Linked DNA regions of Homo sapiens: region 1 is linked to region 2. Evidence: chromatin loops called from intact Hi-C (ENCODE). Cell type or tissue: heart left ventricle. All regions are shown on one strand.

Region 1 (8,000 bases), 1.4 Mb after region 2:
GAGAATAAAAACCGAAGATGCTTAAAAAATGGTTAATTTCTAATTTCCTATTGTAAACAATGGACATAACCCCAGTTAAATCACGTAATTCACCAAATTATAATATGTTTCATAGATAATCTGCCTCTTATTCTTCTATGTAATTCTAAATGGAAACAACCTTATAACCCTGATGTTCAAGCCCCAAGGAGTGCAGTGGACTCAGCTTGGTACAGTTGCAGAGATGGTGGACCAAGATTTAAGAGGACTGGGTTATTGTTCCAGCGGTGACAGTAAGCGTCGGGGCTTTGGTTTCCCCCGCTATTACACAAGGGAGTTTGACTAAGAAATCTCTAAAGGCCACATTAGTATCAAATTTCTAGAATCCTATTAAACTCAATGAGAAAATTCTAAAAAGATGAGGCTTCTTCAATACGGAGAGATGCAGTTCAGGGCAGGGGGACAAGTCCTGGTTCTATAACATCATGAATAATGTAGATAAAATTGAAAGCCATTTCCTGTTAAGGCCTCAAATCCACTAGAGCTTAGACTTATGAATACAAACGCATCACTTTAAGCAGCAATAACTTTACAGTGGCAAATGTAAATTTTTGCTTTCAAAGGCTGACGTATGTATGTGGCTTAGTGAAGAGAATCTATGGTTCTTGTCTCATCTCTGCTATTCTTTCCCTGGTTCTCTTTAGCAAGGCCCTCTATGAATTTCTACGAATTTGGGGTTGTCCACAGCTGTAATATGGAGGGATTGGATAAAAGGCTCATTAAGGTCCCATCCAGCTTTGACAACCACAAAGAAGAGATTTATAATGGAGTTTTATTTATATACTCTGGGTTTATCTTTAAGGAAAGTGTCATGAAGTGCCTCCTTCTCGCAAGTTTCCAGCTACATCCACTGTCAGAAACAGCCCACTAAGCTGCTGCAGTGCTGCTCTGACACTACCTGGCCTACTTAATATGCTCACATTTGGGCTCATTCATTATGCCAGTCAATTATTAAAATACCCAAGTTCCTGCTAAGTGTCAGGCACCTCTATGGCAGTGCCTTGCAGCCACCTCCTCGAGAGCAAAGCTTTCCTGCTGGACTCACCTTGGGCCTTGTTAACCCTTGGTCTCTGAAGTCATCATCATCACCCACTCCAAACTTCTGGCTTCGGCGTCTGCTATTGTTGCCAAGCACCTGGGCATTGGCTTTGAGGATGTGATTTATCACATGCAGGCAATACACATGGCGGATCTCTTCCCCGTTCTTCAGAGCAGTCCTTTCCGGGTAGAACAGGTCCCGGTAAGAATTCATAATTAAGAAGAGTTCTTTCTGGAGGGGGGTGAATGGGCTGCTTGATTTTTGGGGACCAGATAGGAACTGGCTGTTGGTCTTAGTCCAGGTGGATTCCAGAGGCTTCTGGAGATGAAGTGACTTTAAGTCAATATCCTTTGGGGGTTTAAATGTTTCCAACTTCTGAAACTTAGAGGAAAAGAAAAGCTGGCCCAGAATAGGCCACTAGGGGAGAAACAGATCAAGAGCCAAATTAGAAATGAATAACAGTAAATTACATTCACATAGTACTATATTTAGCGAATTTTTTCATGATTTATAGATCATCTCATTTAATCCTCACAACAGCCCTGCAAGGTAGTTACCATGATACTCATGTTATAGTTTAGGAAGCACTGAGGTTCATACAGAGGTTGTATGATACAAAGTTTACACAGAAGAAAATGGAGCTGAGGGCTAGACCCCAAGGTTTCTGACTTCAAATCTGAGCTCTTCACCCTATCAGTTGTCCCACACTGTTCTGTGGAATATATTCTGGGAAGAGTCAACATTCATTCTAGAAACAAAGGGGTTCCATGGTCAAATACCCTTGATAAACATCACAAAACTTAATTCCTCTGAGGGAGATTGACAATGTACACTCGATACTAAAGGTGTTGACAAGTTCTATGACAAGAAATCTGTCCATTTTGTTTAAATCCTAAGGAATACTATTTTCTATTTTGTGGGATACAAGTTTAAGAATTTTTGCATTATAGCTAAATTGCTGATCTAAAAATAGGACAACCTCAGCAATAAAAAGAAATAAATTACTGATAGCTGAAATAACTTGGATGACTCTCCAGGGAATCATGCTGAGTGAAAAAAAAACAATCTCAAAAGGTTACATGCTGTATGAGTCATTTAACATTTTTAAAATGACAAAATTATAGAAATGGAGACCAGATTAGTGGTTACCAGGGGTTAGAAATGGGGGTGGGGCAGGGTGCAGAGGGAGGCAGATATGGTTATAAAAGGGCAACAAGGATTTGTATTTTGCTGGAAATGTTCTGCATCTTGATGGCAGGAGTAGATACAGGAACCTATGCATGATAAAATTGTATATAAATATAGGCACAGGCATATGCAGTTGAACAGGAGTAAAACCAGATCTGAGTAAGACTGGTAGATTATATCAATGTCAGTTTCCTGGCTGTGACATTATACTACAGTTCTACAAGATTTCACCACTGAGGAAAACTGGGCAAAGGGTACAAGATGTCTTTGTATGATTTCTTACAACTGCATGTATATCTATAATTATTCCCTCAATAAAAATTTCAATTAAAAAAAGGATGACCAACTCTCATGAATGGCATCAGTGGTAAGAACAAAGAAGCAAAAACTGCCCAATATCTGGATAATTTATTTGTGGACCTACCTCAGATATTTCAAACAAATGAACAACAGTAGTACCTACTGTTTTAATGAACACTGTTTTACTGAACACTATGTATTAGTAAACTATTCTATTTTGAGATAGGTATTATTATCCCCCTCTAGCAGACTAGAATAGTGAATAGCAAAAAAGCAGATGAACTTGCCTTGGGTCAAAATGTGATAGCTCCTTGAAGATGTTGGTCTCCAAATCCACTCTTACCCATCATTATATTATCTGGCACCCACACTCCAGCTTCCTGGTGCGTTTTCTAGCTACAACTGTGCCCCACTAGGCTCTTCTAGCCTTCCTTATGCCCTGCTTCCCTATCAAGCCATCTACTGCAGGTGTATATCATACATTCTGGGAGGCCACTAAAACCCAAGACCACTGTTTTATTTAGAGCTTTCTCTATTTGTGACCGGGATGACCAAGCAACACTTACTTTAAGCTCGTGGGTAGTTTTGGGATTTGTGGCAACAGCCTGAATTGCTTTTTCTTTCAGTTCTTTGTTCACATGTTGAAGAAATGGATCTAATTCAGAAATAAAAAATGTCAGCACACTATGCAACTACAGAGGGGTTTTGTGGTCTTCCCCTGTGAAAGACATGTTGATCTTCATTGTGTTAACTCATCCTTTTCTCCATTGACTTTCCCCACCCTCTGGCCAAGTCCAGAGCTTAAAAACTTCTGAAAGGTTCATTTTCCTAAAACATTTCTCTAATTATATTACTTCCCAGCTTGAAAACTTTTGAAGAAACTTCTCAGCCTGGAATTCAGAGCACTTTAGGATATACCTCCAACCTGCATCTCCGTTATCATTTCTGGACTATATGGCCCTCAAATTCTTCTGCCTCTGTGCTTTTCCTTCCTTCAACTAAAAATTCCAGCCTCTCCTTCACTTCATTTTTGCATATCCAAATGTTATCAATTTAATGTTACCCACTGAATCACAATAAATACTTCCCAGGCTTACTGTGTTAGGCACAACGTTGGCTCACCTTGTTCCCTAGAGTCATCACTTTCTCAAGTCTCCTACTCTGCCCAACCCACCCATTCCAACACATATACATATATACATGTCTTATCTAGCAGACTGCAAGGTCTCTAAGAACAGGTTCCATGTCTGATTGATCTTGCACTGGGACACACAGATATGACCAATACTCCACTGAATTGAACAAATGATCCACATGATAGCATCTGCACTCCAAGTAATCTTTAGTATTCTGAGCTAGCCACCCAACCTTCTCTCCCAGTCCCACTCATAAGAAACAGAACAAAGTTAAATGACCCATCCAAGCATCCAAACAGTAAAATTTCAAATGAAATGCATCTTGTATTAAATATCTAAGAGTGAACAACAGGACATAAGAATTCTAGATGCTAATATATCTGTATGAGCAAAACAACCACAGAAATTATGGGACAGTCAAGCTTCCTAATGTTTCCTCCAAAGTTTCTAAGTTTTAATGGTTCAGAATGGAGTTTGTACTAAAATCTACAAATTCTACCTGTCACTTCTTCTCCTGCAAAATAACCAACAGAACTAAATGAGTCAAATGAGGATTAAAATTTCTGTTTCATTAAAGGTAAAGCTGGGTTGAAGAATGGCAATGAGATCAATGAAGGCAATCAGGATACAGAACGAGACCAACCTGACTTGCCCACCCAGACACTGGCTGAGAAACTGGACTTGAGACAGCAGGAACCCATCAAAGCCCGCCATAGGCACGTCTTGACCACGTGACTGCCATTTGGTCACAGGAGTGGTCAAGAGTCTGTGGGAGGCAGGAGACACAGGGTAGGGCTTTTTGGCTTTTGAGGGTCTCCCTGGTAATAAAGACCACTCAGATTAGCCACCCCTGGGTCTTGCAAATCTGAAAAATTACTGCTCCAAAAAGGAACAGCAAGTGAGGGGTAGAGGAAGTATTTTTTCCTCTTTTTCTTTCTCTTTCCCTACTTGGGGAGAAAATCAGAAATCTTCCCCTGACTCCAATAATGAAAATGTGAGGCCTGGGAAGCTGGCCTTCCCTACCATCATTCTTGTTTGTTCTCCTAAATGTCCCGTCCAACCCCTAAACACTGAGAAACACAAAATACCTTTTAGAATTATTTTTCCCAGCTCTAGATCTAGCCACTAAACTGTTTTTATTGCTGTTTGTTCCAATAATAGATTCAATGTGTATTAGTACACAAATTCCATACTAAGCACCTGGTGAATTCAAATAACACACACTGTGCTATGACCTTGAGAGGCTTTCAAAGAAGAGTTGTCTCCACTTTCCTCTTCCAGAAAATTGGTTTCCAGGCTGAACAGTGACTCGTGTTTTGCATCTGTGAACTCTTCGGGGGATGTTTGTGATGTGCCCGGTGGCTCTTCCCCATCTTCTTTTCCCTCAGGGTCAGCAGATAAAGCTACATCTGCAGTTTTGAGAAACATTTTATAAAATTATTTACTCACAAATTATACTTCTGTTGACAAAATTTATTTCCTTAGGCTATACCAACAATAGCGTTCATTGATACTATTTATATTTAGGTAAATTCAGGTAGAAAACATAGATTTCAAAATTAAGCCTAATCATCAACACATGATGCATGATGGTGGGTTTTATGTCTCAATTTGGCTGGGACACAGTGCCCAGATATCTGGCCAAACATTATTTTGGATGTTTCTGCGAGGGTATTTTTGGATGAGCGTTTATTTATTTATTTATATATTGAGACAGGGTCTGGCTCTGTCACCCAGGCTGCAGTGCAGTGGTGTCATCTTGGCTCACTGCAACCTCCACCTCTTGGGCTCAAGTGATTTTTCCACCTCAGGCTCCCGAGTAGCTGAAACTACAGGCATGCACCACCATGCCTGGCTAATTTTTGTATTTTTCTGTAGAGATGGGGTTTCGCCATGTTGGCCAGGCTGGTCTCAAACTCCTAAGCTCAATCGATCTGCCTGCCTCAGCCTCCCAAAGTGTTGGGATTACAGGCGTGAGCCAGATCTCTTTCTCATATACACACATATCCTACCGGTTCTGTTTCTCTGGAGATTTCGAATTAATATACCCACTTCTAGTTCTAGGAACTTATTCTAAAATAGTAACCAGACATAGTACACTAAGATGTACATGAGAGGATGTTCAAAGCAGCACTGATTATAAGAAATAACTGGGGGAAAAAGGGTCTATCAATGGGGTACAATCATATTTTTACAATGGAATACTATGTAATTAAGAAGCTAATGTGAATCCACAGTCACAGATGTAGGAAGTTACGGAAATGTATAAGGCCATTATACAGATACACATAAATATATATACATACTCATATATAATCATAAAAATGTAGTCTGAAAGGTTATATACAATGCTAAAGGTGTTTATCTCTGGGTAGCAGGGATAGAGGGTAACTATATTACCCTCTTAAATGTTTACAGTAAATATATATTATTTTTATAATGATAAAAAAATTTTCATTTTTAAAAATCCAAAAAAGCAAAGAAAAATAGAAACAAACAAAACAAACTCCTAAGTGTAAGTCAATGAATTTTTATCTCAGTAAAACTGATCAGTTAAAATACCTGGAATGATATATAATACCAGAAGGTATAAAAAAAAAATAAGGCTATAAGAAAAATAGGCATTAAAATAATGAGTAAAAAGTCACCCAGCTATATTCAGACAATGGAATGCTATTCCAGCAACTAAAAAGTAGTAAGTGACTAATACATGCACAACACAAATAAATTAGAAAAACATGAGAAGCAAAAATAGCTAGACACAAAAGGAGTCATACTGTATGATTCAATTTATATGAATTTCTAGAACAGGCAAAACTAATCTACAGTGACAGAAGGCGGGTCAGTGGCTGCCTGATGCCAAGGGTGGGGAACTGACTGCAAAAGGATAAGAAAAATTTTTGGAGGTAATGGAAATGTTCTGTATCTTGATTTGGATGTATACCTTTGTCAAAACCTGTCAGACTGTATATTTAAATTGGATACGTTTTACTGTATGTAAATGATACCTCAATGAAGGTGATTTTGAAGTTAAAGAAAAAAGTCACCTTCAAGTCTGAGTGACACAGAGTCCCTGAAGCCTTCCCTAATTTACACTGGCAGTGTTCAACCACTCTGCCTCTCTTCAACACCTTACATCTAGCTGTTCCATGCAATCGCAAATCTACTGTTTGAAATTTTTTATATATATTTATGTCTATCTTCCATCAAACTTGGTCTCCCTAAGAGAAGAACAGTAACCTCTTCAATAAATTCAGACAGTCACAAAGACAGAACTGTGTTCTCCTTCCTCTGTATTAGGAGGTCTTTCACTAGTACTGATGAAGTCCCTGAAATTACAAGCAAAAATGTTATTTCTGCCTAGCTGTGCTAAGAAGGTTCTGTGTTTCCATCAGATTCTCAAAGATACAATCAAACCCAACAAGGGTAAATCCCTATTTTGGATTCATGTCCTTTCATCCAACTCACACAGTATATAAGGTACCATGCTCATGAGATGAACTGTCTATAGTTCTGGCAAAGATGATGAGCCTATAGTAAAGACACTTACTCTCTGGACTTTCAGTAGACTCTGCAGCCATCTCTTCTTCCACACTGACATCGCTACCACCATCTTCATCGTTCATTTCTGCATCATCTACAATACTGTCTTCTTCCTCTTCCTCCTCCTCATCTTCCTCTTCTTCCTCAGAAACATTCTTTAATGTAGCAAGTAGTCTGTGGTAGCCAGAAACTTGTTGTGGTTCACTCTCTGAGTCGCTTTCAGAATCTGAAGAATCTGAACTCTCTGACTAAAAGGAAAAGGAGAATTTTAAGAACAAAAACTATATTGTTCTTATTGTTACCCTAAAACTATCATCAAGCCAACATCTATTCAACGAAGCCCAAATTCAAATTTACTTAAAATTGCTAATCTAGCTATGATTCTAGAAGCTCTTCATATGCTCCAAACTGCTACTGCCCCACTTTTAAAACATAAAACTTCAGGTTATGAGATTTAATTTATGTCCCAGGCATTAGGCCACAGGTTTAATAGAACAACAGGATAATTACAAAACAACAAAAGAAAACAGGTTTCTTTTTTTTTTTTTTTAGTTTGTTGTAATATGATAGGCCCTTTGTTCATTTTGCACTGTATTTGTGACTCCTTTATGCTAACCAAAAAAGATATTCCCTCTTAGGATTCACTAAGAGCCCTCTGATAAGCCTCTGTAACAGGGCCTAATAGGCTAGTCTCCTGGGACAATTTCAAACTGTGGCTTCTGTATTAGATATCACAATGGCATTTTTATAGACAT
Region 2 (8,000 bases):
GCAGGGTTCCATTGCTAAGGACTACAAAGGAAATGAGTACTGAAAAGCAGCTAGCAATCTCTGTCACACTAGCTCTTTAAAGACTTAAAAACAGCAATCAAGTCCCACTTAAGCTTCTTTTACAGACTAAACATCATTATTCCCTTTGACAAATCTTCACTGATATTGTTTTCAGATCCTTCACCTTTTTGATTGTCTCATGAAAATGTTCTAATTTGTACTTCAAATAAGATAACCCCCTGCCTTCTGTGAGATCTGATTGATGCAAAATCAATTGGAAATATTTTGGGGACTTTGCATATTTTTATTAATCCATCATAAAATTAGCTTTCTTGGCAACAAGTGCACATGGTTACTAAATTTGGTGTCATCTGCATCCCCTGGGTCTTTTTTACATCTGTAGTTATTTAGCCTGAGCTCTCCCCATTTATACTCCAGCAGGCTTTTTACTTTCCTTTTTTTCCCTCCTGAGTGTGTATAAATGTATTGCTATTTAATGTCACCTGGCTTGTTTTAGCTTATCTGAACATTTTGGGAACTTCCTGAATTCTAACTTTCTTACTGAATGTATTAAATGTCTCATATGTGGGCATTTGCACCTGTAGTAAACTGAATTTCTATTTAAGGGCAGGAACAGAATCTTAATTTATATCCTCAGCATCAGGTAAAATGTCTAGTTCAGAGTAAATTCTCAATGTCTGTTTAATGAAAGAATACTGCAGTTGAAAATAAAAAACATTTTCTGGCCAGGCGCGGTGGCTCACGTCTGTAATCCCAGCACTTTGGGAGGCCGAGGCAGGCGGATCACGAGGTCAGGAGATCGAGACCATCCTGGCTAACATGGTGAAACCCCGTCTCTACTAAAAATACAAAAAAAATTAGCCGGGCATGGTGGGGGGCGCGTGTAGTCCCAGCTACTCGGGAGGCTGAGGCAGGAGAATGGTTTGAACCTGGGAGGCAGAGTTTGCAGTGAGCCGAGATTGCACCACTGCACTCCAGCCTGGGAGACAGAGTGAGACTCCGTCTCAAAAAAAAAAAAAAAAAAAGAAAAAAAGAACATTTTCTATATATTTTTTAAAATCTTAGAGTTATTTGTGAACAGGAAACTATGAAACCTCTCTATCTCCTAAAATAATGTGAAAGGAAAGTAAATCTTGGGGCCCCAAAATCACTAAGCTAAAGGGAAAAGTCAAGCTGGGAACCGGTTAGGGAAAACCTGCTTCCCATTCTATTCAAAGTCTCCCTTCTGTTCACTGAGATGCATGTCTGATTGCCTCCTTTGGAAAGGGTAATCAGAAACTCAAAAGAATGCAACCATTTGTCTCTTATCTGCCTATGACCTGGAAGCCCCCTCCCCACTTCAAGTTGTCCTGCCTTTGCTTTGAGTTGTCCCGCCTTTTCCGGACCAAACCAATGTTCATGTTGATGTCTCACGTCTCCCTAAGATGTGTAAAATCAAACATGCTCTGATCATCTTGGGCATCTGTTGTCAGAACCTCCGTGCGCATGGGTGCGCGTCTTCAACCTTGGCAAGATAAACTTTATAAATTAACTGAGACCTGTCTCATATTTTCAGGGTTCACAATAATATAGACATTTACTCGTCTGGAAGAATTCTATTTAATATTTATACGGTCTTTTAAACAGGCAAGTTAGAAGGTATGTAAATTTCTTCCTGTTATATGATTTTATAAGGATTTATTTGGCTAAATAAAAAGAGTAGACAGTGAAAACTTTAAAGTTTACGTTTTATTTATTTATTTTTATTTTGTTTATTTATTTACTTATTTATTTTTGAGACCGAGTTTCGCTCTGTCGCTCAGGCTGAAGTGCAGTGGCGCGATCTCGGCTCACTGAAACCGCTGCCTCCCAGGTTCAAGTAGATACTCCTGCGTCAGCGTCCTATCTGGGATTACAGGCGTGCTAAAGTTTGCATTTTAAGTCTGCCTCAATATGCTGTATTCTTTACTAACACATTCTCGTCTTTTCTTTTTTTCTTTTTTTGAGACATGGTCTCACTCTGTTGCCCAGTTGGGAGTGCAGTGGCGCCATCTTGGCTCACTGCAACCTCCACCTCCCAGGTTCAAGAGACTCTCCAGCTTCAGCCTCCTGAATAGCTGGGATTACAGGCACGCGCCACTGCACCCCACTAATTTTTGTATTTTTAGTAGAAACGGGATTTCGCCATGTTAGCCGCGCTGGTCTCGAACTCCTGACCTCAGGTGATCCACCTGCCTCGGCCTCCCAAATTGTTGGGATTACAGGCGTGAGCCACCATGCCCTGCCACATTCTCTTCTTTGTTTCACAAATTATAAAATAGAATTCACAACCTTTTTCTGTTTAAAAAGACTTTTAAGGAATATATTCATTAAAATCAGTCTGTAGAGATCTCTGGGATCCAAATTATGAGGTAATCTGAAGATCTGGGGATAAAATTAGATATATCAACCACTAAAATGGAAACAAAGTAACATTAAATTGATTTGTGGAAATAATCCTAGAAAATAAAATGTTTCAGAAATTTGCTGCTCATGAGATTAGAAGGCTCCTAAAATACTTTCTTTTTCTTTTTTTTGATACGGATTCTCGCTCTGTCACCAGGCTGGAGTGCAGTGGTACGGTCTTGGCTCATTGTAACCTCCGGCTCCTGGGTTCAAGCGATTCTCCTGCCTCAGCCTCCTGAGGAGCTGGGACTACCGGTGCGTGCCACCACGCCCAGCTAATTTTTGTATTTTTAGTAGAGACGAGGTTTCACCGTGTTAGCCAGGATGGTCTCAATCTCCTGACCTTGTGATTCGCCAGCCTTGTCTTCCCAAAGTGTTGGGATTACAGGCGTGAGCCACCGTGCCCGGCCCTAAAATACTTTCTTGGAGATTGGAGGTAGTAATCTAAATATAATGTGTAGAATAATCTATAAATTTGGCATAATGACAGAAACAGTCATTAATGTTAATTATTGATAGTATGTTAATTATTATTAGTAGTATTAAATATAGACATTAGAAATAACGTCAAAGCTTCTCCAGAATTGGCGAAGGAGATGGCACCCTGAATCTATACAGTGGTCTCTTATTTAGACAGGAATATTCCTGTAGATAACAATAAAAAGAAACGGGTCCCCTGGAGAATCTTATTAGGACAAAAAGAAGATAAATTGATTGACAGAGTCCTGCTGTATTGCCCAGGCTAGAGTACTGGGGCATGATCATGGGTCAATGCAGCCTCAAACTCCTGGGCTCAAGTGATTCTCCCGCCTCAGCTTATCCAGTAGCTGGGACTACAGGCATGTGTCACCATGCTCTGCTAATTTTTAATTTTTTTTGTAGAGATAGAGTCTTGCTATGTTGCCTAGGCTGGTTTCAAACTCCTGGACTCAAATGGTCCTCCCGCCTCCACCTCCCAAAATGTTGGGATTACAGGCATGAGAAAAAGTAACTGTTGCAATCTTTGGCACACCACACACACATGCACATACACGCACCACCACCTTCCCCACCACCCCTGCATATAGGGCTCTCTTAGATATACTTTGATCTTATTCCATTATTTTGGTTGTCAGAACAATGTCATTCCATTCAGCATAAACCAAATTTGTGGCTCTCAGGACCTGGCCTTCATGCCGTGCCCTTCACTCTCTTCCCTCAGTACTTACAGCTCTGATCTGGTCTGAGGAGGAGGAAGCAGGGAGATTGTCTCCTTATTAATACTTCACCATCTATAACCAGGTTGTAGTCTTTATGCTGTTGATTACTGCTGTTTCTCTGAGTAACACTCACTGGGTATAGCAGACCCAAATGCATGGGATATTTTTGTTGGTTATTGGAAGTCCCTCTAGAATCCTCCACCTGTATGAGAGATGCTCCTTGATATGAGAGATACAGCTCAAACTTTACCTCTTCCACTGTCCCTTAGCCCATACAGGGGGTGATGCACCTCATAGCTCTACTACTGTGACCTCTCACCCAATGGACAGCCCTCTTGGATGGAGTATCAAAAACATAGTAAGTATCAAGTTCATAATAATGGGAATTATACATTTCCGACAGTTATTAGAAATTACTTCCCATTACTTCTGAGCTATGAATTGCATTTTGAAAACACAGCTTTTCAGTTGTGACATATTTGAAGCCTCTGTGAAGGATCTAATATTTTATAGACTGAAGTGTAATCATAATGAGTGCGATAGGAAAGTATTAAGTTGATTTATTTATTTATTTATTTATTTATTTATTTATTTATTTATTTATTTTTAGACGGAGTCTAGCTCTGTCACCCAGGCTGGAGTGCAGCGGTATGATCTCGGCTCACTGCAGCCTCTGCCTCTGGGGTTCAAGCAATTCTTCTGCCTCAACCTCCTGAGTAGCTGGGACTGCAGGCATGCACCACCACACCTGGCTAATTTTTTGTATTTTTAGTAGAGACGGGGTTTTGCCATGTTGGCCAGGCTGGTCTCAAACTCCTGACCTCAGGCGATTTGCCCTCCTTGGCCTCCCAGAGTGCTAGCATCACAGACATGAGCCACCGCACTCTGCCAGAAAGTATTAAGTTGAATTAAATTGTGGGGGAAAATTCTTACCTTTGCTTCTAATATATAACTTTATATAGCATTTAAGCTAGGAACACTGTGAGGAGATGGAATTTTTTGTTTTTTTTTTGAGACAGAGTCTTGCTCGGTTTTTTTTGAGACAGAGTCAGTCTGGAGTGCAGCGTTGCGATCTCAGCTCACTGCAACCTCCACCTCCCGGGTTCAAGCGATTCTCCTGCCTCAGCCTCCCGAGTAGCTGGGAATACAGGCAAGCGCCATTATGCTCAGCTAATTTGTACTTTTAGTAGAGATGGGGTTTCACCATGTTGGCTAGGATGGTCTTGATGTCTTGACCTCGTGATCCGCCTGCCTTGATCTCCCAAAATGCTGGGATTACAGGCATGAGCCACCACACCCAGCCTGAGGAGATGGATTATAAATAGAATGAATAAAATATGTCAGTGTGAACACCAGGGCTTAATACTATTTATAAATACTGTTTTTTGTTTTTTTGAGACTAAGTATTGCTCTTGTCCCCCGGGCTGGAGTGCAATGGTGCAATCTCAGCTCACTGCAACCTCCCCCTCCCAGGTTCCAGCGATTCTCCTGCCTCAGTCTCCTGACTAGATGGGATTATAGGTGCCTGCCACCATGCCCGGCTAATTTTTGTATTTTTAAGTAGAGATGGGGTTTCACCATGTCGGCCAGGCTGGTCTCAAACTCCTGACCTCAGGTGATCTGCGTGCCTCGCTTCCCGAAGTGCTGGGATTACAGGTGTGAGCCACCGCGCCCGCCCTATAAACACTATTGTATTTTTTTATTCTTATTTTTTAAAATTATCCTTTAAGTTCTAGGGTACATGTGCACAACGTGCAGGTTTGTTACATATGTATTCATGTGCCATATTGGTGTGCTGCACACATTAACTCGCATTTACATTAGGTATTTCTCTTAATGCTATCCCTCCCCCACCCCGACCCCACGACAGGCCCCGGTGTGTGATGTTCCCTGCCCTGTGTCCAAGTGTTCTCATTGTTCAATTCCCACCTATGAATAAGAACATGCGGTGTTTGGTTTTCTGTCCTTGCGATAGTTTGCTCAGAATGATGGTTTCCAGCTTCATCCATGTCCCTAATACTATTGTATTAATAAGAACTTGCTGCTTAATTTGCGAGAGACAGAAACATATCTTGAAATAGGTTAAGAAAAGCAGAGGTTATAACAATAAGCATTAATTTCCACTCAATTGTTATGGGTTAGTTAGGGCCAGCCAATCTATGCTGGCCTCAGTTAGGTGGCACTGCTGATCTTGGCTGCTCATGTATCTGAGGGTAGTTGGTGGTTGGCTAACATAAGCTGAGGCTGGCTAGGTAGTTCAGCTCAGGTGGCTCTGCCCCACATACCTCTTATCCTATTATTGATACCTGCAGACTAGCCTGGGCATATTTTTCTCATGGAAATGGTAGAAGTGCAAAAGAGTAAGCCCAGTTGCACAACTACTCTTCAAACCTTTGATCATGTCACATCTGCTATCATTCCATTGGCTAAAGCAAGTCATATAGGAAGCCCAATGTTCAGGGGCAGAAAAGTATACTCCACCCATGGAGGTGAGAAATGAATCCCTCTGAACAATAATCTAATCTATCAAAAATATAAATATAACTGAATCAAAAGTTTCACAAAACAATTTTTAACAAGTGGTTTGTGATGCCTTAAAATATTTTCTATTTTACTTTATATTATTTTGCTGGTTAACCCTCACTGCACTGATTTCACAACCCTTCAAGATCTGTAGTTTGAAAAACAATGCCCTAGACAAAAACTGATTCAGACAGACACACATGATCTGCATCTTAGAAGCATCAACTGAGCACCAAACAAAAATAATTCTGATAGTTCTCTCTCTAGCCTCATTTAACTAGGGTAGGATATTGGTGTGGGGATATAGGGAGTTGCTTTAGTGTTACTCTAGTCAGTGTTACTCAAAATGTAGTCCACAAACAAGCTAGTTCACAGACAGGTACCAGTCCACAAACTATTCATTACCAGTCCACAGTGAGATAAGAGACCAATGCCAGAATGTAAATCCACACACTGCTTCTTTCATTGAGGAAGTCTTACTTAAAAAAAAAAAAAAAGCCAGGTAAATGAAACTGCATACTTACTGACATAGTTGCTTTACACTCTAATGAAAGCTCTTTATCTCAGTCTGACTAGTAACAAACAGTTCACAGACCAGCACTCTGAGTGGTATTACCTAAGGAATGCCCAGAATCTTCTAGACAGGAATCTCCATAAAATAGTTATCGTGTGGATCTGAGACAAAGGAAGAGTATTTTGGAGAAGAGGATTGTTAGGCATTTCATAAATATTGTAGGGAAAGAAACTGGTAATGAGAAAGGGGCCCAAGAAACAAGAACAGAGGACTAAGTGATAGAACAAGATTTTGGAGAATGAGGAGGGAATAGGGACAAAGTGACTAGATTGGTTGGAATAGGAGGCAGTATACCTCCTCCCCTGAGACTAGAGAAAACTAAAAAGGGGACACCTACCAATAAGTTTCTAGGTAACCATGTTGGACAGTGGAGCATTTCTCTTTTTTTAATTTTTAATTTTAATTTTTTTATTTTTTTTGAAGTGGAGTCTTGCTCTGTTGCCCAGGCTGGAGTGCAGTGGTGTGATCTCGGCTCACTTCAACCTCCACCTCCTGGGCTCAAGCAATTCTTCTGAGTCAGCCTCCCAGGTAGCTGGGATTAGAGTCGCCCGCAACCACGCCCAGCTAATTTTGTTTTGTTTTGTTTTGAGACGGAGTCTCACTCTGTCACCAGGCTGGAGTGTAGTGGCATGATCTCGGCTCACCTCCAACTCCCTGGTTCAAGCAATTCTCCTGCCTCAGCCTTCCGAGTAACTGGGATTGCAGACACGTGCCACCATGCCCAGCTAAGTTTTGTATTTTTAGTAGAGACAGGGTTTCACCATGTTGGCCAGGATGGTCTCCATCTCCTGACCTAGTGATCCACCTACCTCGGCCTCCCAAAGTGCTGGGATTACAGGCATGAGCCATTGCGCCTGGCTTGACAGTGGAGCATTTCATGCCTGATGGTATCACTCTTCTCAGAGCAGAAGAAAGGCCATTTGCAGAAAGAGAGAAGGGGTAGGTTTTGAGTAGGGTATTTGAAAGGAGCAGTGAAGTTATAGAAAACTTCACACTGCTCTATTTTTGTCTTGTTACTGCCATTTTGGAATTGGGGGGATTTGAATTAAACTACATTTATTTAAAATCCTAGTGAGGTTGTATCAGTTTATTCTATTTTATAAATATCTTTTCTCTTTAATATTAGAGATTTTTTGTCATAACCTATGTACTTCAAAGCAATTTCTTTTCTTTTCTTTCTTTCTTTTTTTTTTTTTTTTTTTTGAGACGGAGTTTCGCTCTTGTTGCCCAGGCTGGAGTGCAGTGGTGTCAATCTTAGC

Evidence for each region. A loop is a pair of places that touch in the nucleus more often than their neighbours do. Peaks named below come from ENCODE experiments on the same cell type or tissue, not always from the same donor. Only the 100,000 strongest peaks of a DNase experiment are listed, where the experiment ranks them.
Region 1: it touches region 2 in a loop (6-fold over the local background); 4 of 110 quality-filtered maps call a loop at or near these places.

Annotation. Positions count from the first base shown.
Region 1 is chr1:209,830,296-209,838,295 of GRCh38, reverse strand. It overlaps UTP25 (UTP25 small subunit processome component), which reads right to left. Exons shown (of 12, transcript NM_014388.7): 3 at 7,253-7,493; 4 at 4,938-5,111; 5 at 3,133-3,221; 6 at 1,085-1,495. Among named protein-coding and RNA genes, the nearest start is that of UTP25, 6.3 kb to the right of the region's middle. In heart left ventricle, no CTCF peak of the experiment used is centred here; no DNase peak of the experiment used is centred here.
Region 2 is chr1:211,240,062-211,248,061 of GRCh38, reverse strand. No RefSeq gene overlaps it. Among named protein-coding and RNA genes, the nearest start is that of RCOR3, 15 kb to the left of the region's middle. In heart left ventricle, no CTCF peak of the experiment used is centred here; no DNase peak of the experiment used is centred here.